Regions from separate parts of the Mus musculus genome. Here all the other regions are linked to region 5. The links are chromatin loops, found by intact Hi-C in ENCODE. Cell type or tissue: heart. All regions are shown on one strand. Region 1 overlaps Gm9946 (predicted gene 9946). Region 2 has its middle 170 kb from the start of Gm36873. Region 3 has its middle 7.4 kb from the start of 1700030F04Rik. Region 4 has its middle 7.2 kb from the start of Gm36788. Region 5 holds the start of Cxcl12 (chemokine (C-X-C motif) ligand 12). Region 6 has its middle 57 kb from the start of 6820426E19Rik. Region 7 has its middle 16 kb from the start of Zfp637.

The links. A loop is a pair of places that touch in the nucleus more often than their neighbours do. Peaks named below come from ENCODE experiments on the same cell type or tissue, not always from the same donor. Only the 100,000 strongest peaks of a DNase experiment are listed, where the experiment ranks them.
Region 1: it touches region 5 in a loop (2.5-fold over the local background); 6 of 42 quality-filtered maps call a loop at or near these places.
Region 2: a loop joins it to region 5, with 4 times the contacts of the local background. A loop is called at or near these places in 12 of 42 quality-filtered maps.
Region 3: it touches region 5 in a loop (7-fold over the local background); 9 of 42 quality-filtered maps call a loop at or near these places.
Region 4: it touches region 5 in a loop (6-fold over the local background); 14 of 42 quality-filtered maps call a loop at or near these places.
Region 6: a loop joins it to region 5, with 2.8 times the contacts of the local background. A loop is called at or near these places in 12 of 42 quality-filtered maps.
Region 7: a loop joins it to region 5, with 6 times the contacts of the local background. A loop is called at or near these places in 40 of 42 quality-filtered maps.

Annotation. Positions count from the first base shown.
Region 1 is chr6:117,570,354-117,574,353 of GRCm38, forward strand. It overlaps Gm9946 (predicted gene 9946), which reads left to right. Exons shown (of 3, transcript NR_168036.1): 3 at 762-1,976. Among named protein-coding and RNA genes, the nearest start is that of Gm9946, 13 kb to the left of the region's middle. In heart, no CTCF peak of the experiment used is centred here; no DNase peak of the experiment used is centred here; H3K4me3 peaks cover 199 bases; H3K27ac peaks cover 625 bases; H3K27me3 peaks cover 394 bases.
Region 2 is chr6:116,964,519-116,968,518 of GRCm38, forward strand. No RefSeq gene overlaps it. Among named protein-coding and RNA genes, the nearest start is that of Gm36873, 170 kb to the left of the region's middle. In heart, a CTCF peak has its summit at 2,124; no DNase peak of the experiment used is centred here.
Region 3 is chr6:117,757,191-117,761,190 of GRCm38, forward strand. No RefSeq gene overlaps it. Among named protein-coding and RNA genes, the nearest start is that of 1700030F04Rik, 7.4 kb to the left of the region's middle. In heart, a CTCF peak has its summit at 1,508 (motif pointing right); no DNase peak of the experiment used is centred here.
Region 4 is chr6:116,766,045-116,770,044 of GRCm38, forward strand. No RefSeq gene overlaps it. Among named protein-coding and RNA genes, the nearest start is that of Gm36788, 7.2 kb to the right of the region's middle. In heart, no CTCF peak of the experiment used is centred here; a DNase peak (open chromatin) is centred at 1,957; H3K27ac peaks cover 924 bases.
Region 5 is chr6:117,165,401-117,169,400 of GRCm38, forward strand. Cxcl12 (chemokine (C-X-C motif) ligand 12) reads left to right here and starts at 3,135. Exons shown (of 3, transcript NM_021704.3): 1 at 3,135-3,316. The coding sequence starts at 3,256. In heart, CTCF peaks have their summits at 1,618 (motif pointing right) and 1,841; DNase peaks (open chromatin) are centred at 1,641, 2,031 and 3,111; H3K4me3 peaks cover 2,374 bases; H3K27ac peaks cover 1,316 bases; H3K27me3 peaks cover 1,414 bases.
Region 6 is chr6:117,436,000-117,439,999 of GRCm38, forward strand. No RefSeq gene overlaps it. Among named protein-coding and RNA genes, the nearest start is that of 6820426E19Rik, 57 kb to the right of the region's middle. In heart, a CTCF peak has its summit at 1,836; a DNase peak (open chromatin) is centred at 1,992.
Region 7 is chr6:117,823,392-117,827,391 of GRCm38, forward strand. No RefSeq gene overlaps it. Among named protein-coding and RNA genes, the nearest start is that of Zfp637, 16 kb to the right of the region's middle. In heart, a CTCF peak has its summit at 2,226 (motif pointing left); no DNase peak of the experiment used is centred here; H3K27me3 peaks cover 2,201 bases.

The DNA of each region.
Region 1 (4,000 bases), 400 kb after region 5:
ATGAAAGTAGGAAAAAATACAAAAGGAAGGAGAGAGAAAAGGGAAAAGAAAGAAAAAAAAAGAGGTTTGAAAGTGAATTACAGTGAGGCCTATGAATACTACCCAGACCGTCTGCAAAGAATGAGCGAGATCCTGTTGACCCTGAGAAGGTCAGAGTTGAACCGCAGAGCAAATGACACGAGCAAACTTTGTCTCCTTTATTGTTTAAGGGAAGAAAACATCCTGTGCCTTTGTACATGTCGTTCAGGACCACAGAGCAAACTGGAAGGATGCATTCCATCTGGCCAATGGTCTAGAATGAACGGCGTTTCTATAGATCTCAAGCCCAGCATCCTGGGGATGGCTTCATGGCCATGAACTCAAGGGGTGCAGCAGTGGCTGAGGTACCTTTTAGATGTACAGAGGCCATGAGATCCAGCATGCCATTGATCTCATGGAAAGGGAATTGGAGGGGGGAGGGGGGCTGGTGTCAGCGTACATTGTGTGCACACAAATAAAGAGGATGTGTTTGCACCTGAGTGTGAAGGACGGACTGGCCCATCACTCACACCAGGTACTCCTTATCCACGTAAACAACATCAGGTCCCTTAACCAAACTCCTTCAAAGCCTATTGCTCAACACTCAGCCCATCCAAGGCACCTACCTGCACAAGGCTGAAGTTTATGGAAATGTCCCCTCTCAAGCTCTTGGGGTTGGGGGTGAGGAGAGATCAGCTTTCTGCTGTTGGTGTTTTAAATTTCTTGCCACCTTTTTTTTGCAGGTGGCGCATGGAGTGATGGAGTGAGTTCTCAGCCAGAAGGGAAAAAAAATCCAAAGGGAAGCCCCAGAGAATACAGCAGCTGAAGAAAAAGCAAAGCAAAGCCTGAAATGTGCTCACAGCAGCCTGAAGCAATTTAAGAGAGAATGGGGAGAGGGCTTGCCGGAGATCTAGGCATGGAAATTATTTCCCCCTTTTAATGCAGATGGAAGAAAATGAGAAAGCTGCACTCCCAAGAGGAAAACCAACCAAAAGGAAAAGTCTCCTAGCATTCCCAGCAAGACGTGCCTGTGTGTGTACAAACAACTTGCAAAGGACCACAGCAACTCTGGATAACGCTGGTGTTTCCTCCTCATCTGCCTTTCAGCTCCTCCTCTTACCAGTCTGCACTACATGCAGAAACCCTCTGTGCATGTCTAAGGTGGTACACACATAGGAACGGTTCATGCAGATGCCACACTCTGCTCTGCACCCTGCTCTCTGAACATCTGGAGTGTTTCCAGTGGCCTGCTATAGCAATACTAAAGTCAATGCTAACATCAGTATCTGGGATATATTTCCAAGGCCCCTTTATATCAGTGAGTTGAGGCTAGAACATAGGACATATCTGTAATGGTCAGTTATCTAGGCCAACTCCTGGAAGAAAATAGGAAGTGTGTTCAGAATCCCCTCATGCAGAATTTTGACCTTTCCAATTCTGAGCATAGCATTGGAGTGGACCTGGCACTCTCTAAGCCTCCTCCAGGAGAGGTGACTTTCAAAGATGCCTTCACTGGGTCATGAAGAAAAGATGATTCATCTTTACAAAACAAAATCAAAATTCCTCTTTCCTCTCCGCAAATGATTTAGGAAACAAAATTGGAGACTTGGAAAGTGTCCATCACAAAGCGGCTAAACCCAGAATGACTGCGGAACCCCGGAGTGGGAGTCCGAGTCGGACATGCCGAGAGCTGGACCACCGTTGTGGCTGGAAATCTGAGTGGGTGTCAGAGAGGAGATGTGAACTTCTGCAACATGCCGAATTGCTAAAAATTCCTGCGACATTTCCTTCCCCCAATAAACTGTCATGCAGCAAAGCTGTTTCTGACAGGATTGAAGTTCCGGGAAAGCAATATGGAGACCTTCACCCCGCAGGTGCACGTGGTTCCCAACGTGGGTCCCTGAGGATGGTCTCCCGCGGCAGTTTAGGTGTGGCTGAGGTTGGCATAGTCAGAAAGGAAAAAAGAAAAAGGAAAAGAGAAGAAAACCAAGCATGCCTTGAGGTGGCAGGAGGGGGAGTGTCTAGCCCAGGCTCGCACCATCAGCCCACGCCCACCCCATCACTCCTCCAAGACAAGGTCATAGGGATACAATGAGGTAAGAGAAAAGGTAGAAACAAAGGAAAATGCACCTTACAATAATTACCTCATTTAATTCCTGAAGAGGGGGCTGGGGGAGAGCATTGTTCCCAGGCTATGAACCACATTCCAGAGAAATCAGAGAATACTGGAAGAAAAAATTCACCCTAATCCCATAATTGAAACAAAGCCATTGTTTCCATGTCGGCACTTCTCCACCCTGACATGATTTGTTATTATTTTCATGAAATTACAGAGTAAGTGGTACAATTTAATAGCCTCTGTTTTAATTTTCATTAATCGTCATATCAGACTCAGTCCCCCCCTGGTTGCTGAATTCTTCAAAATCATCACCTCTAGCACATGACCCAGTCACCTCTGCGCAGTCAGCCTTCCCGGGACAGCCCTTTACAGTGAGCGGCTGCGTTGCTCTCTGCATCCTGTTTCTGCTTTGTTTTAAGTAAAACTACAACTTCGGATTGTTTATTAAGATAAATAGCTCCAGTCGGTAACAGGCAAAGGACTCAGAGAGGAAGTGAGAGCACAGCCATCCTGAGGTGCCCTTGGGAACCTGAGAATGAGAAGCAGTTGGGAGTTCACTGTAATGATAGACCAGAAATCTGTGATGGCTTCGACTTGAGATTTTATGCTGGAGGGGTCAGGGTGACAGTATTCAAGGCACCAGTGTAATTAAAGAAGTGACGATCAAAACTTGGGGTGAGTGCTGGTCCACTTCTATTTTCTCAGTGTCATTATCTATAACTCCTCCCAACCTCACTCTCAGAATGGCCAGTGGAATGGGGTGAAAGAATTTATATATATATACTTGGGATGGACTTGATTCCTTGTCAAGGACAGGCTAACAAGTCTGAAGGATCCTGACTCCTCAAATGAGACTGGATGTGGAGCCCACTGTGAGGCAGCTGCTTCAACTGTGCAGGGTCCTGGAAAGGAAGCTGCAGGATGTGGTCCCCAGCTTGAGTCAGGAGATACAAGGACACCCCAAGCCATCCCTCCCTGCCAGGTACCCTCAAGCTGAAGGCCCAGAGCTCCACATCTGGGGAAGTGGAGGCTCAGGAAACCTGAAGTTTTCCTGAATTTTCAGATGACCCCGGGATTGCAGAAATGCTTTCAACCTGTCACCCATGACTGTGAGTGACATCAAAGGAACATGGTGCTGATGCTCAACTGAGAGTGTCGGAATCCATCCGCGCCAGGTAAATGCAGCAAGCAGACGGCCCGGGAGCAGAGGGAGAAGGCTCTCCTCATCGCTTTCCCTATTGGCATTCGCTTCCAGGAAACCCAGGAAGGCTTTCCATGTAGGTCCATGTCTCAAATTAGACCTTGTGGCACCTGGACAATCTGGAACAGGTTTGTTTGTTTGTTTGTTTGTTTGTTTGTTTGTTGCATGGAGATCAAGTCCAGGAGTTTGGAGAGGATTTATTTCAGAAGTTTGTAAGTTACAAACTTCTGCAATCCCTGATTATGATGCAGGTGACTTCATGATGGAAGCAAAGGACTGAAGCGATTAGAGAAGCTTCCTGTGTTGCATACAGAAAGGCCATCTTTAGGTTGTCAGGGCTACTTCGTTGCTCCGGGGCCACCACTGTCTTCCTTCAGTTCAACTTAGAATGGTCTTTTAGCTTGGGGAATCTGTGCACCAGCCATCCTAGGAGTGAGCAGGAGCCTGGCTGTCTCACCTCCTCCCTGCCTCCGTTTCTAACCCACCCCCAGCCACTTCACCCTCAGAGAAGACCGGGTCATTTACTTCTCAGCAATGAGGATACACACTTTGATATTCCCCAGGATAAAGGACTCTACTGAATACAAGTGATAGGAAATTCTCAGCTCTGACTGACGCTTTGCAAAGATCAGAGTAAACAACCAGAGCGCCAGTCGTGTGGC
Region 2 (4,000 bases), 200 kb before region 5:
GTACAAAGCTGCAAGTATTGAGAAACCCCAAATTATTTTCTTTTTAATTTTTATTGTACATCTTTATTTCGCATGACACTATGCTATACAGGATCATCTCCATATGAATATATATTGCACTCTGAGTATATTCTTCTCTCTACTCAACAACTTTTTCCTCTCCTCCTAAGTCTCTAGATAGTTTTGATTCTATTTTCATGTCATATATATGTATGCATAAATATAGTCATATATTTACAAATATAAGTCATATGTATGTATAACATTTATGCAACACACACATATATAAAATACAGGAACCACACATGAGAAAAATCATATTTGGCTTAGACTGGTTTAGTTTGCTTAACACAATTATGTCCAACCCATCCATTTTCTTGGAAACAACAAAGTTGCTTTTTCTTTATGGCTAAAACAGTCTATCATTTATCCATCACAGACTTTCTCTAACTGTTCTTCTGTTGACTGCAGATATCTCTATGATATGCTGACTTGCAGTCCATACTTGGAGTAAACACCCAGGAGTGCTATAACTAGGTCACACGGCAGACCGACTTCTACTTTCCCGAGACGCCTCCACACTGATTCCTTACCTGCAGTACATAAGAGTTCCCTTCTGGGCATCTTCTCCAGCATCTGTTACAGTTTTTTGTTTCATTTTGCTTTTTGTTGTTGTCGTTTATGACTGACATTCTGTCTGGCTTGAGAAGGAATCTCACAGTGTAGTTTTAACTGAGAGACCTCTGAGGGCTAGTGAGTTTGAATATCCTACTATGTGCTTACTGAGAGACCTTTAATGGCTAGTGAGTTTGAACATCCTACTATGTGCTTACTGAGAGACTTCTGAGGGCTGGTGAGTTTGAAATCCTACTATGTGCTTACTGAGAGACCTCTGAGGGCTAGTGAGTTTGAATATCCTACTATGTGCTTACTGAGAGACCTTTGATGGCTAGTGAGTTTGAACATCCTACTATGTGCTTACTGAGAGACCTCTGAGGGCTGGTGAGTTTGAACTTGTTACTATGTATTTGTGTCCTCTTTTGAGAACTGCTCATCCCATTGAACTTGTTGCTGGCCCTTTGTTTCCTCTTTGGAAAATTGCTCATTCCACTAGTCTACTTACTGACTGGATTCTTTGATATCGTATTTCATTTTCCTGTGAGCTTTTGTTGCTTTGACTTTTTGATTGTCATTAAAGTTGTTGTTTGTATATTCCAGGCATCTATCCTCTGTCAGACACACAACTGGCAAAGATTTTCTTCTTCCTGTATCATTTTCCCAATTAACTGTTTCCATTGGGTTTGGAAGCTTTTTAGCCACCGGAGACCCCACTTGTCAGCTGTTGATGTTATTTTATGACTGCCTGCAAATGTTGAGAGCCCTCAGCAGTTGAGAGCACCTGTGTATGCCAATGTCTCCAACTATATTCTACACTTCTTTTCTCTAACACTTTCAGAATTCCAGATCTTATATTGGGGTCTTTAATTCTTTTAGAGGTAAGTTTTTATAAAGAGAGATGTGGATCTTCTACCTGTGGACATCCAGTGTTCTCAGCATCATTCGTGGAAAAGCCCATGTTTTCTTCAGTATTTTAGCAGCATCTTTGAAAAAAAAATGGTTGGCTGCAGCTGTGTGGGTTCAGACAGGACTCTATTCTACTCTATTTTATAGATCTGTGAGTCTTTTGTTCCAGAAGAATGCTCTTTAAAAATCTATATTACTGCTCAGTACTAAAAATTGAAATCAGAAATTATGATGTCTTCAGCATTGTTTTTTTCTTGGGATTGCTCTGGCTATCTGAGGTCTTTTGTGCTTCCATATGAATGTTTAGATTATTTTGAGAGAAATGGCTTTGTGATTTTGATGGGGATTGAGTTGGATTGGAGATTTTGTTTGATAATGTAGCTATTTTACAGTCTTTATTCCATCTTCTAGTGTGTTCAATGTTGCAAGTTTCCACTCTGTGATCTTTCTCATATTTATGTTTACTTCATGGTTTTTAGATTTTTATTTTGAGGCAACTGTCCATGGATTTATTTCTCCACTCTTTCCCCAAACCTGTAGAAACTCAAACGTTAAAAAAAAAAAAAAGTCATTTCTAGCCCAGGGGGCGCCAAACACCAGCTCACCCTGCCTGCCTTGGCTATTGCAACTGATAAGCTCTGCTGTTCTTTCCCTTTCAGGACAGAAACTCCAAAACTTCCCTGAGTACTCTGGAATATGAGAATTTTTGAATATAACTTTTTAATATGCTATAACAATGTCATTTGTGACTTCATTAACCACGGTGCTATTGGAGTGCTGAGAACAATGTGCTAAGACTTAAGACACTTTGGAATAGAATCTGGTGCAATAAATGATCACAAAGGGGAGATAGACTTGATATGACATTATCAAATCAATATGTTTCAAAATATTAGAGACAATAAGTAGGAGACAAGACCTAGCATGAGTATACCATCTGGCTTACTGAATAGACTAGTGCATCAGCATTCATTTCTAGGTTACAATATGCAAATAACATATTGATAAATACCACACAGTTTCCCCACCCTCTTAGTGACACTGACCCATAAGATGATTGGTCTACATCAGGCTTCATTTCAATTAGGGAATAAATGGGTGGAAGGGTGGCTGCTGAGCACACTGGGTGGGGGAAGCATTCTCTATTCGCCACTTTATTCATCAATTACTGCTGCTTCCATCTAGGTTTTGAGAAGTTAGTCTGAAGGAGGATTTCCTGCAGAGCTTGTTAAGACACACTTACAAGATGCACTGTAGCACTGTAGCACTGCACATAGGAGGGGCTCAGAGAATGCCAACTGCTATTCTGGTGCTGATAGCTTGCTTTGTATCAACACCAGTGCCTTGCCTGAGTTTCCCATAAAAGACAAAAAATTAATCAAGTGAAAAAAATCACCCAATAAACTTTTCAGATTGCAGGCAGTTGGTTGTGTGTAAAGAACCCATCTTGGTATTTTGGGATTTGGACATAGAACCTTAGGCTGTCTTTAAACAGCTGCATCCTGCCCACTTAGTAATTCTTTAGAAAAAAAAATACCAAGAATTACTGGATGCCATAAAACTGATTGTGTATTGAACTAATTTGAACATTGGCTCACTTGTTCACATCTGCAGAGCTAGTGTTCTGTTAGGTGACCAAACTGTTTATCACACAAACCCCAGCCACACCCTGTCACTAGCCCATGATTTTATATGTGAGATGGATCTGACACTGAATCTGAGACATGCTCTCAGAACAGGACCTCTGCCCTAGATTCCTTGAATGGTGCAGAGAGAGTCAGATGTTAGACTCCCATCTCCGTTTCATTATCTGTCTAATGAAGGGGACCAAGTACATCTTTGTGCTGTCTGTGTTTAATAAATATGGAGAACATTTACTACATCATGGGAATGGAGTCCACAAAGTCTTAATGAAAATAAAGTGCATAACAGGAAAAGAAGGTGCAATATATTTTGGGCTCTCGTGTGGTCATGAGGATAGATCCTTCCCGAGAGAGCATAACAGAGGACCATTTTAGTTGCAGATGTGGAATGAATGTAGCTTCTAGCTACATATTTTCTCTGGCTTTGACCATGTGAAACACAGATGTTTAACAAATCATCTTTCTATTAAGGCTGTGATAACCCAGCATAGTTTGAAAATGGTCCCATGTTTTCAATTAGATTGTTTCCAGTGTAGAATGTTGTGGACAGAACTGGCTTTAGAAGGTGGTTTCTAACTTATTTTCCCAGAGTACCCAATCCAGTAGCCTCTTGAAACCAGGAGGCAGTAGAACGCTCACTGCGTGTGAGAGTCTCCTCACACAGGACAAATGAGGAGATGTGGTATGGATGATTCCAGGAAAGCAGAGCATCCAGGGGCAAGTTCAAAGGAACCTGCCAAAGCTGTGTCCTCCAGGTCCAGTTACAAAGCGCCTGCGTTAGCTCAGCTACCTCTATGGTCCACAGGAGTATGGGGGACTGCAGAGAAAATGAG
Region 3 (4,000 bases), 590 kb after region 5:
AAATGTGAATCTTAGCACCTTTATCCAAGCTACTGGCTTCATAGATATTGATGATAAATACAGGGGTTTCTTTAGCCTTGAGCTCAGTACAGGTACTATGAAATGACTCTCATGAAAGCCAAGTCCGTCTAGTCTGAGCCCTTAGAAACAGCTGAGAAGAAGAGGGGGTTCCACGGTGTGCAGTCAGAAGGTATCTTGGGACTAACTTCACTTCTATGACCATGGCTTTGAGAAGAGCACTGTCAAACGTCAACAAGATTGTTCTGAGCACCTGTCAGGTGCTGGGAATGGTATAGACCCTTTGTGCACATATTTTTTCTCTTTCTGTGTGTGTGTGTGTGTGTGTGTGTGTGTGTGTGGCCACTCTACATGCATGTTGAGGCCAAACACCAAAAATTGACATAGGTCCCTCCATCACTCTCCATCCTTTTTTTTTAAGGCAGGGTCTCTGTTGAAGGAAATATCTAAAGAGTAGAGCCGGCACGCTCCCACAGTAGTGCCTCTGCCCTGGCAGCCTGGCTGGCCATGCACTGGCCGGCAAAGGCTGACCTGTTTTATCTCCTGGAGATTCTCTGGCCTGGAGCTCCCGAAACGTCTCCACCCAGCTCACTAGGTTCCCACTGTCAGGTTGTTACCACGCCAACCTCGTGCTTCAACCCCCCCCCACAGCCTTTGTGGTGCACATCTGGCAAACCCATGCTTTGCCACTGTACCTCTCTCTCTTGAACCCAGCTGAGCTCCTGCCTAAAAGAAAATGCAACACAGACTTAGTTCAGAAACAATGGTAACTCAATCTCCCCAGACACTAAACACTAAAATTTGATATTTTTAAAGGTTGGACTTATTTGCTCTATAGAGCATGCATATAAACATTGTTATATTGTGATATATATCCAAAAATTGAATGATAATTATCCGGAAACTGACAAGTGATTCAATTATACATTTACTATAGACAGAGAAAAAGTTCACAATACACTGTGAAGTTAAAAGAGGGCAGGGCAGGACTGGAGAGATGACTCAGTGACCAATAACACTGGCTGGTTTTTCAGAGGACCCAGGTTCAATTCCCAGTACCCACATGACAGCTCACAATCCTCTGACGTCATCCCTAGTGTATCTGATGCCCTCTTCCCACCTCTGTGGGCACTAAATGCACATGGCACACAGACATGCATGCAGGAAAAACACCCATACACATAAAATAAAATACTATTAGTTGGTTTCTACTCATTTTTGAATAAATGAAAAAATATAATTATCATTAATTATCACTGTATGCTATTTTTCCAGAATGTTTACATTATTATATTTCTGTGGCATATATATATATTGTTTTATCCAGTTTTAAAGCATTAGCAAAATATATTATTTAAAAATTGAGTGAAATCCACTCTATGTATATTAAATTAAAAGAATTTTTAATTTTTTTTAATCCTGGCTTTTAAAAAAAATGAAATAGTTAATGGGTTTAACAAGGGAGTGCTGCAGTTACCCATGTATGCCATCAGAGGGCGCCAAAACTGGCCGCTGATAATTAGCTGCAGAAATGCTGTAGCTCGATCCCAAGGCATTTCTAGCTTAAAACGGGCAAAAGTTTCTCTGAATAGAGTAAGCGTTTGTTAGTGATATATTTTAGTACACTTTTTCAATGTACAAAAATTTAACAGTACCACTTTCCTAAAGGTGGGATTCTCAAAATTTCTGGAAATATGTAGACGAACACTTAACCCTGACTGTTCGATGATTTAAGTTACAGGGGAAGGTTCCAGACAAACAGTAATAAGGAATGTCTGTGGTGGCCAATTGTGAATGGAACGTACCAGTTTCCAGTGTAGTGCACTCTTCAGAGAAGTCCAAGGTTCCCATGTGCTCGGGGAGGCTGAACCTGACTTATGACCGCCCCTCCCCCCGCCTCGACCCCCCCCCCCCCCGCCCCCATCCCATGACCCTGAGCTGGAATGGAAGGTTCTTCCAAAGAAAGAGTGTGTCAGGCTCAGTATTCCCCATTACTAGGAGTCATCTCTGGGTCATACTTGGTAGATTCCAGGGAGTTTCTCTGCACTTACTTTACACACACACACACACACACACACACACACACACACACACACACACACACTTCCAAGCATCTCTTTCAGTATTTTCCCAGTACAGTGAGTTCCCAAGCAGAAAAGTCCAGGCATGCTGGAAATGCCTCTGGTAACCCACGGCACCTCAACCCCAGTATCTGAAATGAAACTTGAACCCAACTTGCTCCAAATGTCTATATACAAACATGTCTGTGCCTCCCATTCAGACCTTCAGGAAAACCCAGGAGACAGCTTCTCTACTTGTGACTGACTTGTCCCTCAGCCCCCTCCTTACTGTGAGATGATAGCTCTCCAAAAGGGATCCCCCTGCCTCTGGGGTAACCCTTATTCATTGTCCATGCCATGTTCAAGATGTGCTTGTGTTTAATTGCATCTTCTAAGAAAAATTTAAATTCTGGTATTATATAAAAGATTCTTCTTCATGTAATATCCTTTGCCTGCTCAGAATAGTTTCTACTTCAACTAACCTCCCCAAAGTCCCTCTCTCTCTATCCCTGTCTGTCTCTTTGTGTATGTGTATGCATGTGTATATGTGTGTATGTATATGTATGTGCTTTAAATTTTATTTTAAGTGTATGAGTGTTCTCTGACCTCCTGAATCCTTCTGCATGTATGTCTGTGTATCATAGCCATGCCTGGTCCATCTAGGACCTCTTATAGGGCACTGGACCATCTAGAACTGGTGTCACAAATGGTCATATGTTTTCCTGTATTATCTTACCACCGCACAAGGAGAACTCTTCTTTAAAATTTTTATTTTCATTATTATTTTACTTTACATGTAATGATGGTTCACTTTCATGTGTGTTTGTGCACCGTGTGTGAACCTGGCACCCATGAAGATCACAGAGGATGGCAGATTCCTGGAGTTACAGATAATTGTGAACTACCATGCTGGTGGTAGGAATTGGACCTAGGTTTGATTACTGGGACCCAGTGGTAGGAAAATAGAACTTACCCCTTTAGGTTGCCCTCTGATCTCTAGTAGTGCACTGTGGATTTGCGGATTTGTGCAGTATGTATGTGAGGGTTGAGAGTTGGAGAGATAGCTCAGTGCACAAAGAACTTGCCCAACAATCCAGAGGAACTGCGCTCAGATCTCTATTGACCAAGTAAAGGCAGATGCAATAGTTTGTCTGCAGTCTCAGTAATGTTATAATGAGTTGAGATGCAGAGACAGGCAAATTCTCCAAATTTTGAGACTCTCTCAAATAGAGGCAAGAAGAGAACCAACACTCAAGGTTGTTTGCTGACCTCCACATCCTTTATAGCACACACTCACCCATATGCATATTCATGAGCAAGCACACACATACCTGCATAGATGACAGAGTTGGGAGGCAGATTTGTTTGTATGTGTGTATGTGTAATATATATGTGTGTGCTATATATCATATATATGTATATATGTGAGATATATATTTTATATATATTTCTTTTAAAAACTTTAGTGAGACTAATCCATGCTAAGCTGCTGAATTGCTTGTTACCCTTTACCCTCTTAAAGGACAATGGGAACTTATCTTCTTAGGAGATGGCATGTCTACATAAGAGTAACACACATAGTGCTTTAAAGTATAAAGTCATATCTCCATAACTGCCTCATTCCCACCCCATATCACCAAGCATGCTCCTTGGCCCTTCTTTTGACGGGGGATGAGGAGTTGGTAAAGTGCTTTCTTTATAAACGTGAGGGCCTGGGGTCATATTAACAACCTCAGGCAGATCCTTGGAGCCTGTTCATCAGCCAGCCCTAACCTACACAGCAAGTTCCAGGTCAGTGAAAGGCTCTATCTCAAAAGAAGCAAACAGAATCTCTCTTTTCTTCCCAGCCTGTTTTCTTGGTGATAAATGTTTCTCTCCATGCCCCCCCCCCATTTCCTTTATTTCAATTTTGCTTTTGTTTT
Region 4 (4,000 bases), 400 kb before region 5:
GTCGATTCTGTACAATTTCCTGGAAGACTGGAATCAAAATGAACTAACCTTTCAATGTTAGGTGAAAGGCCATCCGAAGCTGAGATTTTCTATGTGGGATTTTTTATAAAAGTATAATGTATAATAACAGAGATAGGATTATTTAACATTGTGTGTTTTATTTTAAGTACACACATTTCCTTCAAGGGCTTTGACACTTTAACTTATCAATATATTAAGTTTTTCATAACATTGTCTTATTTTCCTTTGGACATCTGTAGAATCTGCAGGGCTGCCAGCATCCCTCTTCTGTTAGCAGCTGGGCCACTCTTCCCTCCCATCCTTTCCCTTTCTCTTCTTGCTCCTCCCTCTCCTCCAACAATCTGACCACTGGGCTATCAGGGTTTGTTGTTTGTTTGTTTGAGACACAATCTCTCTATGCAGACTTGACTGTCCTGGAACACACTCTGTAGACCAGGATGGCCTTGAACTCACAGAGATCCTCCTGCCTCTGTCTCCTGAGGACTAGGATAAAAGGTGTCCCCCCCCCCCATGCCCTGTGGTTTGTCAATTTTATTGACTGTCTAAAAATTTTTTCCAGGTCATAATTTTTTGTTTTCCTGTCTTCTACTGTAGTAATGTATTATCTTATTTTGCTTCTTCTTTCCCTTCTGTTTCTTCTATATCTAATTTAATGTTCTTTGTCTTGGTTTCTAAAAGGGAAGTTGAAGTCATAGACTGGTCTGAAGTCATGAGAGCATTCTTGCTTTTTAACTTAATTTGGGGTTGTAGATTTCTTTCCAAGATTTGTTTCCCACCCAATTGTGTTATGCTGTGCATTGGCAGTCAGTTCACTGGGCTTCTGTCTCATCTTGCCTGTTGGAAGGCACAGACACTTTTTATTGGGTGTTATACATTATTACTTTTTTTTCTTATTTTGTGGTGACTGTTTTTGTATCCTTGCATATACCTCTGAGCTTGCTGTTGAGCTTCACTCTCATCCTGGCTACAGACAAGATGGCTCTATCTAGGTTCTGCCTGTATGAGTTCTTAGGGAATCAGTTCTCAACCTCTGGGTCGTGACCCACTTTCACAGTGACCCCATTCACAGGGGTCGCATATCAGATATTTACATCATGATCATAACAGTAGCACAATTATAGTTATGAAGTAACAACAACATGAGGAACTGTATTAAAGGGTTAGAGCATTAGGAAGGTTGAGAACCACCGCCTTAGGGGACCTGCGTTTTACTGTAACTACTAACGGCCTTGCCTGAAACGAGGGTTTCTGATGGTTCAGTGACCCTGCTAGTGGCCAGGACCTGCCCTGGCTTTCTGTGTCTCTTTCCCTCCAGTCCTCTCCAGTGGCTCTCCTGGTCATCTCCTCATTTGCATCTATGGATCGTTCTGGGGCTTACAGGAGCTTCTGCATCTCCAGTGCATGCAATGCTCCCTCTGTCCAGGTTCCTAGCCTGGGCTTAGGTGGGCGCTCTGACTTGCGCAGCCATATGCTTCCTCAGTCACACTTTCAAAGGCATGGCCTGGATCCTCTCCGGTCAGTGACGTGGATCAATCACGCGGCTCTTTGTCTGTGCTACTTTTCAAAACTTCTTTCGTCAGCAATTCATTTTCCCCCCTTTTGTTATTTCATATGGGCAGGTCCCGTTAACCTCATCTTGACTATTTCATCTAATTACAGTCTTACAGATAACAGGGGATGTTATTTTTCCTACTGTACAAAGAAGGAGCACTCCACTTGGGTAACTAATTCCTTAGGATCTAGGTCTGGAATGTCGAGGCACCGGTGAAGAACCGGGCTTTGGTCAACTTTTGAGCTAGGGCCGCAGGATCTGTGGCGGCAGCAGTGTCCACTAGGGGGCGGCAGAGGCCCGGCGTGCTCTGGTTCATCCTTGGGCTTTCCCTTTGCTTCCTCCCTCTAATGCTAATTCTTGCAAGTTCCTTACAACCCTGGCGACTTCTAAGCTTATCCCGGTTGCTCCACAGCTTTGCTTCTTGGACTGTGGGATGAGACACTCCTCACAGCTTTTCGTTGCAAGTAAACAGAGAACAGAAGTCACAGCAACTTGGAAATAAAGATGTGCAAAGACTGGCTGGATTTGGACGGTCACTAGTTTTCTGGCTGTCTTCTCTACAGTTTGGCTTTGTTTTCAGACTCTTTTCCCACTTAGTCAACCAGCTGCCTGCTGCTGTTCTAGCCTCACATCAAACAATGCAGAAAAAGTGAGATCTTCTTAGGCCACCCATAAGTCTTGGCTCTACTTGATGGGATCAAATGTGGGGTACACAGGTTTCCTCCAAACCCTGACAACAGCGGCCTACCGAAGCAAGGACTGGCTTGGGTCAAGTATGTTTCGCAGTCAATGTCTGTGCTAAACAGGCTGAGAGTCTGCACTTATCTCAAGCTAGTAAGAGCCGACCTTAGGAGCTGGGGTGCAGGCCAACCCCTTGAAAGCACACCAACGCATGCTGTAAGAGCAGCTGAGGCATGTTGGTAAGCATTTATAGATATTCATAATGGGAGAGTCCACAGGGCCAGGATCAGACCCAAGGCCCTAACAAGTGTTCTCTGTGTGAGCTGCTACCTAAGGGCTCCCTGCAGACTCAAAAGCAGCTCACAGCCACAGAGGGTTTGTAGCTCCTGCCCTGAGAAGCCAGTGAGGTGAGGGCTGGGATCTGACCTATTTATAGTCTGGTTCCTTTGCTGTCTCAGAATAGAGTAACCACCAGGCATAATGCTAAGATTGAGTAAGTATCTAAAGGTCTTCAGAGAACGCACTGCTTACTTAGAAGGGAGGAATGTCAGTAGATACAGCACGGAACTAAGAGAGCCTGTGGGAGCTACGCATGTACATGAGGCTAAAGGTGCACACAGTGACAGCATTTCCTTTAGCTTGTGGAGGCCAATCTGTGCCTTAGAGAGAGCATCTTCATGATTTGATGGATCAGGGAAATGAGCCATGGGAAGAAGGGATGGACCTGGCAGGAGTTGGAGGAAACGGGAACCAAATACCAGTAAACTTAGAAGTCCAGGGCTCATCACTTCCTTTGTCTCCAAAACACATATAGTTTGTTGATGTTACTTGATAGTTTCAAATCCTAACATCCTGAAATGGGATGTGGGGTGGAAAGCACAAACAAAACAAAACAATGAGCCACACCTGCCTCTGATGAAGGTGTTAGATACTCGGTCCCCAGGCACAGGCTGCAGAAGACAGCTGCGGGTGTCAGGTGTGTGCAGGAAAGCTATATCTCCCTCCACATTCCCCGTAACTTGTACACATTGAGTAGGGTTTCAAACCCGGCTGCCTTGGCAGTGAGATGGTTCTTTGGCTCCTCAGCACTCCAGATTTGTGACATCAGAAAGGTAGACTGGTTTTTCTGCTCTTGAAAAAAAAAGAAGGGTTGTTTCTCTAGCTGAGGGAGAGATAGACACATGGGTAGCTGGCATAAGTTTCTACGTTGGCAGGGTGATGAACTTAACAACTGGCTTCTCATGAGAACCCCTGCAGTGCAAATGCGCACCATCCACTACCTGCAGCGATCAGCTCTCCGTGTTTCTTCTGGGCATTGCCTTCTTCTTGGCGCAGCCTTTTATCAGGGACAAGGACTGACCCTCAAGGGGCAAAGCACAGTCAAAGCCACTTGTATTATTTACCTAGACGTTGGCAGGACCACATGTCATTTTTCTGGGGGTGGGGGTGGGGGGAGGAAGGAAGGAAGGAAGAGAGAAAGGAAGGAAGGAAGGGTTTATTTTGGTTCCTGATTTAGAGATTTCAGTCCTCCGGTGTCAGGCCCGATGCACTCGCAGGACATCATGTCAGCAGGACTGTGTGCCTGGAGAACAGCGGGTCATGTTGTGGTGCACCAAGGGGTAGGGAGAATGGGAAGGAGCCATTTATAACCTTCAAACGCTCTTCTACTGAGGGTCTAGTGAATGCCCTTATCAGTCACACCCTTCTAGAGGCCTCAAGCTTTGAAACAAGCGTTTAAAACACAAG
Region 5 (4,000 bases):
GTGAAACCATGTCATTGGCAAGGGAACATACGTTCAATCTCATAAAAAATGAGCATTGCCTGTTTCCGCTCATATGCGGAATATAGGGAAAAGAAGAAAAGGAAGCCACGACACTACAGGGCATGCGGAAGAAGGAGGAGGAAGTGAGGAGAAGAAGAGGGGATAAAACTAATAGGAAGGTGAATATCATCAAGGCCTATTACATGCACACATGCAAGTGTCTGTCCTCAAGATGCATTACATGCATGCATGCAAGTATCACGATGCAACTGCTTGCTGTGCACTATTGCTGTCTTTTTTTAAAAGACCATAATAATATTGCTTTCAGAAAGAGACAACAGAAGTTATCTTAGCAGTTACACTGCAAATGAGGACTGTGCCCTGAGAAGCCAACCTGGGAAGGCTAGCCAGTGAACTTTGCAGGGAGCTGCCAAGCAGAGGGGTAAGGGGCAGATGCTTGCACCAGGGACCCAGAGGCTGGCCGTGCAGACATGCCTGTTTTGTAACTCTAAAGTCAGCCTCCAGGCTCCCATCTTGATTTCTGGATAGTCTACACCACAAGCCAAGGAGTAGTGGCCAAGGGATAGTGACCAATGAGCAGCAGCCTCCCCCCCACCCCCACCCCCCATTGTTCCCTTGCTGTGTGGAGGAGACCTGCAGACTTGACAGAGACGTGAGCTGCCTGTGTGCCTTCCCTGAAACAAGGCTTCCCACAGAGGAACTGGGTGAAACCGAGCAGAGATTGTTGCATAAACAAAGGTAGCCCCAAGCTTGGGAGATACTTCTTTGGTTGAGCATAGAGAAAATTCAAAAGGCTTATGACCAACCCCCACGACCCCACCCCACCCCGCATCTCTTTCTTTGTGGAGTCTTCTAAAGTGGACATGGTTTTAAATAAAAATCATTCACCAAGTGTAAAATCGTAGAGTTTTCTTTTTTCTTTTTTAAAATCTAAAATCCAGGTCCTTGGCCACCCTATTTGAATCCTAAGCGCTTACTGCGGTGGCTCCACTCACTGGCGTTTTATGTTTTATGTGACTTATGTTAGATGGCTGGCTTTTATGTTGCTCAACATCTCCTTCTTTCCCTACCCCGGGATTTTTTTCTCTTAAATATTTCGAACTCTTAGTGCATGCCTAGCTCATCGTAGGAGGACCTACTGAACGTATTTTAGTGAATGCTTGTTGGAGGGTAGGGACAGATGTGGCCCGCATCGGCTTCTGTTCTGGAGCCTCAGTCTGCCAGAGTCTTTGTTGGCCTCTGCTTTGCTCTTAGCCTGCACAGGACACCCCTCCCCCCACCCTCACTCCTTGGCTGTGAGTGGGTCCCTCTCTCCCGATTTCATAGCAAACACCAAGAGATCTGGACACCTACCTGCTTTGGACAAACTTACAGGAGAGGTTTGCCTTGCCTCAGAGATGTACTGAATGGGAGCATCAGACAAGTTTTTGTGCTCAGAGCTTTTGCCTAGGAGCATCTGGTCTTTTTTTTTTTTTTTTTTTTTTTTTTTTTTTTTTTACTGTTTTACTGTTTTACAGGCATCAGGTATCCCAAGCGCTTGATCTCGGATTACTGGAGCATGGGAGATAAGACCACCAGAGGGCGCCGGAGCCTAGCCTCTGCCGATCCTGCAGTACAACAGGGCCAGCAAGTTCAGAGTTTAGCATACTGAACGCTCAGGATAGCGCAAAAGCCGGTAGAAATGGATGGCTGCCTTCTCTGAAATGCTACTTTTTAAACACAGGGACCAGGTCGGCGCGGTTCCAGATTTGAAGCTGAGTCCCTAAAGTGTGTCTGACAAATGAATGGATGCAAAGTGCTTAGCGGAATTGTTTAAGATACTCTCATGGCTGGAACATTTTCCTCTTGACCTTCTCCACCCTTCTTTAGTCCCTAGGTGGAGCCCCAGGCCCAAAGGTCCTGGCCACTGCTTCACAAATATGATTCCCAGATTGCCCTGAGACAGAGGCAAGTCTCTGTTGTGCACTCCCTTGGGTGAACATGATAACAGAATCCAAATCGCTAATTGGCTATGTGGGAAAAGTGGTCGAAGCATGGCCAACACTGCCTGTGGCAGTGGAAGGTCCAAAGGACGCTGCCCAAAGCCTCTAGCCCTCCAAGATTCAGTCTGCCCCCTCCCCCGTGTCTCCCCACACCCGGGTTGGGGTTGTTTTGGTTGACCAGAGTGGAACACAACGATCTATTGGCAGGGCTGAACACCAATGGGTCTATTTGTAAAGCGCCAATGACCACTTTCTGAAGCAGGGTTTTAGGGAGCGGGGCCTTAGGGAACTCTTTGGTCCTTTTTAGAACACTGGACTTTCTTCTGGAAAGGCAGGAAACACTGAAGTTTAAGAAGTTGTTTCCAGCTTCCATTAACTGAACACACATTAAAACCAAGCACAGAGAATCAGGACGTTTCGCGGGAGTGAGACCCAGTCATTTCTCCTCCGTTTCCATTCTGCAGGGTGAGAGTTGTAATCACCCACCCACTATTCGTACCATCCACCCACCCCCAGTCGAGAGAATAGGGGTACAGAGGGGAGGTGGCAAAGAAAATTCACGATACTGAGTATCTCTGGGAGACCTGTTTGGTCTCTTTGCTCGGTAGCGCAGCCCTACGTTAGAATGCATCTTCCCGGGAATGACTGTAGTGAGACTTTGGCTGGGAATCCAAGTTATTCTAACTGTAGATTGGTCCACGTTGCCCTAAGCCTAGCAGTCCACTGCGGCACAGACACCCTGGACATGAGGTGGGTCAGCTTAAGTTCCTGGCACGAAAGAAAGGGTACTCTGGCAACTTTTGGATGCGGCGAAACAGACTGTTTCGTCTCTCAGGTTCTTATTTCACGGCTTGTGCCTTTGACAGCCCCTTAGTTTCTCTATCTGCAGGATGGGAGCATTAAGCTCTACGACCCAGCCTCTTTACAATTCAGGTCCAAAGAGCCCGCCCAAGTTGGGGACTGGGAAGATCAAAGGTCTCAGCACCCAGCGGAGCCGCGGACACTGAGGGCGCCAAGAAGGGGGTGGGTAGGTAGGGAACTGGAAGGGCGGCTGCTCCGCAGGGGATGCGCGTCAGAGACCCCAGCCACACTCCAGGCCCGCCCCTTGATGAGCCCCGCCCCGCCCCGCCTGGTTTTCGCCTCTAAAGCGCCCAGCGCTCGCCTCCCGCTGCCGCACTTTCACTCTCGGTCCACCTCGGTGTCCTCTTGCTGTCCAGCTCTGCAGCCTCCGGCGCGCCCTCCCGCCCACGCCATGGACGCCAAGGTCGTCGCCGTGCTGGCCCTGGTGCTGGCCGCGCTCTGCATCAGTGACGGTGAGTGCAATCCGCGGCCGGGCCCGGGAAAGGCTCGCAGCTCTGCGCCGGAGCTCCTTCGGGTCCGCGGTTCCTCTGCCCGCGCCGAAGTCGCGGAGAAAGAACTCGGTCGGCGCCGTTCACTACAAGCGAACTTGGGGCAGTCCACTTTGCAGGGCGCACTCCCACCGGGTGCCCTTTCCCGTGTCCCACGGGTCGCACCGAGGTTTTGTGCTCTGCGAAGTGCGGCCATAGGACCTAGAGAGGGCTGCAGGGGAGGACCCGCAGGATTGTTGGGCAAGAGTGGGTTCGGCGCGGAATGGAAGCGTGGGCGATTGTGTCCGGGGCTTGGGCCCCGGAGCGCGCCAGCTGCACTCAGCTAGTGTCTACCGGCGCCCAGATGTTTCCAGAGGCGAAGGGCAGCGCGGTCCCGGAGTTGACCGTGCAAGAGGTTCACTCGGGTGGTGCGTGTGTCAGCAAACTCTCAAAGACCGGTCAAGTAGCTCGAAGTGCATGGCTTGGCTATAGGTTCAGTGGTGAGGCTGAGTTTCGTCCCCTGCGGGTGTAGCGTGTTCTCTTACAGCACCCTCGAGGGGCTCAGGGCCACCAGCAGCGCAGCGCAGCTCTTGAACTCGCGCTGCCAGCCAGGGCCGCGCTTCTGCACAGTTCGTTGGTCCGTAGCGACGCGGACCTGAGCACGCGTCT
Region 6 (4,000 bases), 270 kb after region 5:
TGTCATATGAATCGAATCCTCCTTTTCTGCAGGAGGAAACAGAGACTCATATGCACCTGGGGAGTCCCCCTCCCCCATTGCCAGACCCCTACTCCCTTCTAGCATCCTCACCTTCAAACTGGAAAGAAACATGACTGTATTCTTTTGGATGGCTCACTGGGGGATTTTTATACTGGCCCTATGCTTATTAAAGTGGGATTTTTACTACAGAACTATTGAAAATGAAAGCTTAGAGAAGTAACTATTTCCCCCTTGAATGTTAGAAGGCCAATCTGCTTTAAAGGAAACCATTAGGGGTGGGTCAGCTAGTGGACCACTTAGAGACTATGAATGGTCTAGGTTCATGCTCTCCATCCCCTTGGATAAGGAAAGTGGTTATTCAGATAGTGTGGAGCCCCAGGGCCTGAGAGTCACACATCAGCATCTGGACATGCCTCTAAAACAAGTTCCTGTGCTCTTCTAGTTGTTAAAGCCACAGGATAGAAGTTTGCAGAAGAAATGTGTCTTCTTCTGAAGTCCCTCTATTGTTCATCCAGCCAAGTGGGCCCAGATAGAGCCGGCTGCAAGTAATGATGATTGGAAGTAGAGGATGAGGGACAGGTGCAGGTAGGGGGATGGGTGCAGGTAGGGGAATGGGTACAAGTGAGGAACACTAAAGGGGAGGATGGGTGCAGGTGGAGGGATGGTTATAAGTAGAGGATAGCTTCAAGAGGGGTGTGCCTGAAGACGGAGTGACTGCAAGTAGAACAGGTATGGATTAGGAATAGCTGAAGATGGGGTGGCCCTGGGGTGCTCAAGCAAGTATCCTCATATCCATGCATATGTCCTTGCTCCCCACTTTTCTGATTCAGGAAGCCCTTGGATTTTTTATGTGCTGAGGTGGTGAAACCTCCCTGACACACTCATGATCACTGTGACATGCCCCTGAGCTGTTTGTGAAGAATAACATTACAAAGGGCTGAACACCATAGGCAAGCCAAGGGAGGAAGGATCGTTCAACTCCAACATCTCTGGACTTCCTATGATCTGTCTAGCCACCCTTGGATCTCCAGGCATCGCAGTTTTCAAAGCAGGGTGTTGATGGTCCAGCCTAGCTTGGCCACAGGTCTGCCTCATCCCCATCACTCCCTCTCAAGGAGGTGAGCCTGCTCCAAGGGCCTGATCATCCACCTTGGGTTTAAGTTACCAAGACGTAGGAGAGGACTAAGAACTTGGGGGACAGAGGCAAGAAAAAAACCTCTCTTAAATGTGACACTTCTCAAGAGGGGAAGCTAGCCTTAGGGTCCACTGGGAAGCCACCCAGGAGTGATCTGGAAGGGTGGACCTGTCAGTCAATGCAAATCCCTCTCCACTGACCAGGCTGGGCCTCCCTACTCCCCTTAACTAAACCTACAATTTTAATGGAGCTAAAATTACAACCCCCAAAATGTCCACCACCAAAATTTAGGCTGTTGCTTTAAAATATTTTTTCCTAGAGAGATGAGTCTAGTTAAAGGTGTACTTCATACATTACCTAAGGGGAAGTTTAAAGGTCTCTCCAGTTCTTAGCAAAGTGCTATGTGAACAACAGGACATGTAATGACCTATTGCCTGTGTCTAGGGACGCATCACCCTTGGCCTTATGCAGTCAGTCAGCATTTCTGAGGAAACCTGACCCTCGTTGTGGTCAGTCCCATCTCCTTCCCACACTGGAATTTTATTAGGCAAAGTTGCAGAGTCTTTTTCTACAATTGTTTTCTTGATAAACACCCCGTGTACAGCATGTGGACTTTCTGTAGTTTCATTGCACCAGAGTTTGCTCCTGAGAAAACACTGCTATAGGGGGAGCCCAAAAAACGAAGCTGGAAATAACTGGGGAGTGAATCAGGAGCTGGTGTGACTCTTACTCCTTGAATTCCAGGAAAGTGGGGATGTGGCACAGCCCTGTGTGGAGCAGGCGCCTGGCAGCCCGCCCAGCACACAATGGGCCTGTGATAGCATCATTGGCTCCCTTGGAGAGAGGACAATGGAAGCCAACAGCCACGCAGGCCCCAAGTCGGAGCCATCACAGTCAACAGGACAGGCGCAGGCACCCACTCCCTCACCCGGAACAAGGATTCAAAATAGGACCTGGCCAGGAGGCCCAAAAAGCAGGCCCCAGTTTTGTCAGAAGACTTGCCAAATGAGCACCAAAGCAACTGGGCTGTCCTCTGCAGAAGTGATCCTGGGCCCTGGGAGAAAGCCATAGCTAGGAGCAGCAAGGAACTCTGGGAAGAAACCGAGACCTGGAGGCTGGGGCTTTGTCTCTGCTTCTGCTTCTTCTGCTTCTTACTCAGTGCATCATGAGACAGGAGTTGGGAAGGGTGGGGATGCTATATCCACTTCCCTCTCCTGACTGGGTGAGCAAACCCTAAGCCTATGTGCAGTGGTGAGAACATGAAGACTGTGAGTACTTTGATGATAGCCGTGGATGGATAAGGTGTTGCATGAAGGGACCCACAGGCTCCAACAAGCTGGGGTTTCCTGATGCTAAGTCCTCCTTGGGAGGTCAGGCAAACTCAGCCATGATGTGTAACATGTGCCTCATGTTCTCCTGGACAACATAGTCTTCAAGGCAGGGCCAAACTCATCCATGCCATGTTTTGAATAGCACACATTTGCATAAAGGCCCAGTGGTGTTCCAGGGTGATCCTGGGGTGTGTAGAGCTGGATCTGAGCATTGATAGGCCCAGAGGATGAGACTAAGAGCCAAGGTGGGGCTGCCAGGAGAGGCTCTATAGGAGCAGTGCCATGTGGGTGAGCACTATGGGACTATCAGCGTATGGGGTACAGAATGACTTGATTTTCCAAAATCCTCATAAACTGACTTGGGCTTTGTCCTGTATTTTTATGGATCTAACAAGCTTAAGGACAGCATATTGGGAGATCAGCTTATTGCTAGGACTAGAATTCCAGGTAGTTAGAGGCTTGCCTGCCATGGGCCATGAGAGCAAGAATGGGGTAAACAGATGGTAGGTTGTATAACCTGACAGATAATGTCTTACCACCTCCGCATATCAGTTTTCTTAGGTTTTCAAATATAATCAATGTATATCCCTACGTCGGCCCCAAATGGCATAAGTATGTTGCCACATGAGGTCTGTGAACTTGGACCTGCAGGGCATTGAACTGGACAGACTCATAATACTGAAGATGGCCCTGTGTTTTACTCCAAAGGATACTGGAGCTCAGAACTGTTAGGCATTTTAGCTGTTTCTAAGCCAGACCAGCCCCATCTTTTTGCAGAATAAACAGAGAGTTTAGAGCGTGTATCTTCAGGTGTCAGAGGCTCTCTGTGATGGTAGACAACAGCTCTATACCCTCAAGCCATAGTTCAGTACAACTAACAGGATAGAGGGTCCTGTGTGCTCCAACCTGATAGTCATTAAATTCCAGGCATAAAGTACATGATACCTATTTTACATATACATTATCTAAGGTTCAAAAATCACGATAAATTGAAAAGCTTATAGCTGGTTACAAAAGTTTATATATGAGTCAATTCTATTTCCTTGACCAATGAGCCTATGTTTATGCCTTTATAAAAATACTGTGACTCTGTAGTACAGCTTGATCTGGGATGGTGACATCTCCCAACAGTTGTTCTTGTTGTTGCTGTTGTTGTTGTTGCTGTTGTTGTTGTGGATTGTTTCAGCTATAATGGGTCTCTGGTATTTCCAAATGAAACTTAAGATTTTTGTTTTCAGTTTCTGTGAAGAAATGCATTGAAATTTTCATAAGGACTGCATTGAATCTGTAGATTTCTTTTATTAGGACAGCCATTTTTACAAAATTAACCCTACCGATCCATGAGCATGGGAGATCTTAATTTCTTTGTCTTGTGTCTTACATTTTTTATTGTACTTTTTTGGTACAATACTTCTTTGGTTTTATTTATTCCCAGACAGACAGACAGACAGACAGACAGACATATAGTAGGTTAATGTGAATGGTATAACTTTCTTAATGTCTTTCTTATTGT
Region 7 (4,000 bases), 660 kb after region 5:
TATTGTGGTGGAGATTGGCCCCTAGACGAAAACTACACCTGAGCGAAGGAATGAAGGAGAAAAACTGAAGAGTGGCGTCCCCGACCGGCAGCCATCAGTGTGGTGTTCTCAGTGGCGCGCCTGGCGCTCCAGCAGGCCACTGGGATCATACAGGAATAAGGCGGGTATACATCAGAGGTCAGAGAGAGGTGAATGGAGTGTGGATAACTGAAAGGTCTCCAGCCTCTGCTTTCAGCGGGTCTAAGACCTTGCAGGATCCCAAGCATAGGAGAAGCATACGCTCATGGGCACGGGCAGCTTAGAAGCGCTTCAGTAACCCTCAGGAGCAAAGTGGTGGGGCCTTAAATAGACAACGGCAGAAGGGGGGAAGGAGGTTGGGTTCTGGACATCTTTTCTAAAGAAGGGCTCTCAAAGTTCCTAATAAATGAAAATGTTATCAGTTGTTATGGCTGTACCACAGAACATAGTTCAGGTAATGAACCATTCTCCTATGGAAACACCTTCCACTGACTTGGTCTGTGAGGGATGCTTCTATGGGGAACTCAGGAGCACTGCCCAGGGGTTGCAAGCACAGGTTTTCAGAATACAGTGAACCCTTGTGATGTGTTTATAAAAAGATAAAGAGGTATGAGATATGTTCTATGGGGGTGTGGAGGTATAGGGGAAGGGGGTGTCTCAGTGGGCCCATGCCAAGGCATCCCTTCCCCCTGAGGGACCAGACACACACTGGTATAGTATAGAATAGAGTTTATTCGGAGCATGGGGAGGGGAGTTAAGAGGGTAGTAGAGGCAGAGAAAGGCAGAGAGAGGGAGAGAGTAGAGAAGTAGAGGCTGGCCATGACCATTTGGAGAGAGGGGGGTGAAGGAGCTGGGGAGAGAGGGGGAGCAAGAGGGAGAGGCAAGAGAGGGAGGAGGAGGCAAGCAGCCCCTTTTATAGTGGGCCAGGCAGACCTGGCTGTTGCCAGGTAACTGTAGGGTGGAGTTTAGACCGAATGCTAACACCTTGTCTAAGTTTATTACCTGTTATTCAGAATACCATAAAGTATTTCCCTTACAAAAATTTTAAATCATCTGGGATTTTTTTTAAATCAACATATAAAAAAATTGCATGTTTGTGAAATACCATGTGACATTTCTATACGCAAATATGTTATGTAATGTTCACATGGATGTCAGCTCAGCAGGAATTCTAGACAGAGCTAAGACATTAAGAGATACTCAACTTGTCGCTAGAGGAGTTTGAAAGGTCAAAAGCATTCTTTTAATTCCAGGGTCAAAGTTAGTGCGTGAACCAAGACTCTTGGGGTACTTGAGCAAGAACAGCACATCCTTGGAAACACCCACAAGTCCTGGAGCCAGACCCGGGCCTGACAGGACCTAGCATCCCCAAGGATGCTCTCTGAATAGAACTGGAAGAGGAGAATCCATCACTGCCACCCCTGGGGTTCTCAGGGACCCACAGCACACCAGCAACCCATAGTACTCTCCAAAACTATCCTAACAGTTGGGAGTCCACTGAACTCCTTGGCAATTGATGCAGCGATCTGCAACATATTTCTGTAAAGAGGAGGAGAGAAAATGCTTTTCACTCATACATCTGCTGCGATTTCTCAACTTTGCCGTTGTAGGTTAGACACAGGAAAGGTAACTGGAAAATAAGTGAGCTCCAATGTGTTGAAGTAAAACTTTCTTTATACACACGGAAACTTGATTTTTGTCTCGTTTTCAGCTATTTTCAATCACACGAAAGTATAGAGAGTAAGTCATTAACAGCAGTTACTGCTTTTGCAGGAGGCTCCAGTGGCTCCCAGCACCCACGTCAATCTGTTTGAAACTGTCTGTAACTCTAGTTCCAGGGGATCGAATGCCCTCTTTTGACCTCTGAGAGAACACATATGCATAAATTAAAAATAAATAGATGGTTTTCTAAATTAATTTTTATCTAAAAATCATTTCTGGTCTGGCTACCAAACATAAACTGAATCTGGTTTTCCAGCAGTAGTTTGAGGACCCCTGGGTTGGAAAGGAGAATCCTGCACCCTGCTTCCTTGCTCTTTGGGGTCAGACTAGAAGGCACAAAGAAATGTGAGGCTGAGTGTACCCTGGTAATGACTGTTGTAAATCATTTGTGCTAAGGGCAGGCCACCCATGACTCCGCGGTTCAGCCCAGTAAGCACAGGCAACTCTGTTTCGTGGCTCTTTGCTGCCATCTGCTGGAACATCATTATAATATTATTCAGCTCAGCACCCACCAAAGTTGAAGCCCATCATTTGGAGTTAGTTTTGAGATGCTTCGATTGTTCAATTTAAACTCTGACCCTGGGTCCAGAAAACACAGAAGGAAAATAAGTCAATTCACATGAGTCACAAAATTCACTGAATCAATGGCAGAAACGCCTTCATTCCATGGCTTACAGCAGTCCTCAACCTGTGATCACAACCCTTTTGGCAAACCTCTACCTCCAAAAAAAAAAAATTGTTTTCATTACAATGCATATGGTTGGGGTCATCACAGCATGAGAAACTGTGTTAAATGGTGGCAGTGTTAGGGAGGTTGAGAATGCTGTGCTAGTTTTGGGGTGAGGGGGTCCAAAAGGGCAGGGGAAGAAGGAAGGGAGCAAGGAGTCAATCTGTCCTCAGAGTTATGTGAGCTGTGCTGGAACCAGAGGTGTTCTGCACACGGGTAGTGTTCCCTGCTGCTGAGAAACCCACAATCGTGCTTTAAGCAGATGCTAGCAAGGCAGGGTGATAGGCGCAGCAGCATGTGGAGTAGAGAGGGCAAGTTCGTGGTCACGGTGGTGTCCGAGTCTGCTAACTCTGCAAACATGGCTAGAAAAGTCAAAAGCAAACACTGCGACTCAACTGCACTCACACCTAAATGTAAGCCAGCGCCTGACATCCTCCAGCTTCGGCTCCTCCCGCCCTTAGTGGGAAGTGTGTAGCCAGACGCTGCTGCCTTGTAGGGGCTACATCATAACAGTAGCATAATTCAGATCAGCAGTCCTGTAGCAAGAATGCTGGAGATAAAACAGGAGGTGAAGGGCTGTCAGAGGGAGTTACATGTAACAAGAGCTCCCCAGAGGGTCAGTAGGATCAGACTTCCTGGACCCCACATCAAATGGCCACTGTCAGGAAGAAAGGTCGGGGCTGAGACCAAACAGTATTTACAATGCTATAAAAAGCTGTAGGGCTACTGTCCTTTAAAACCTAACCACTCACTAGGAAATCTGGGAATATGGAAATAGAGGTGCCCTGCCTCCTCTCTGGACATTTCTAGCACTCACAGGCATGAAAGGAGCAGGTCAAGGTCCCACAGCAATGTAGGTGTGACCCCCAGAAGGTCAGAAAGCCTTGGGACTCAGACTCAGACAACCCTGTGTCGGGCCTGGGGTCTGGATAGGGAAGGACAACAAGTGCAAATATCTGACAGCTCTAACACAAAGCTGTCCCAAAGAGGAGCAAGCAGATCCAAGTGCCATGTCACAAGACAGGAGTTGTGGCGCTCAGTAAAGTGACATCATTCATAGCCTCTCATTTCCAAACCATGCTCTCTAGGTGTGAGGCCAGAGACTTGAAAGATAATGACAGAAAGATCAAAAGATTGGTCTGTTCATTATCCCGTGCATAGATGTGACATGAGAAGCCAAGGGTGTCTTTATCTTTCTAACTTTGTATGTATGTCTATGTTTGTGTCTCATAGAAATGTCTGTCTATGTATCTGTGCAAGCCTCCATCTGTAAATAAATGCCTGTGTGCCATGTGTCCCTATGTCTCTGTGTGTCTCTGCACATCTCTATTTCTGTGTGCATCTCTGTCTCTTAAAGGTCACCTGCACGTACCGCCATCTCTTTATGGGCATCTGCGTACACCTCTCTGTGTGCCCATCTGCAGTGGTTTGAATAGGTTTGGTCCCCATAGGTTCGTGTGTTGAATGTGCTTGGCCATAGGGAGTGGCACTATTAGGAAGTGTGGCCTTATTGCGGGAGGTGTGGCCTTGTTG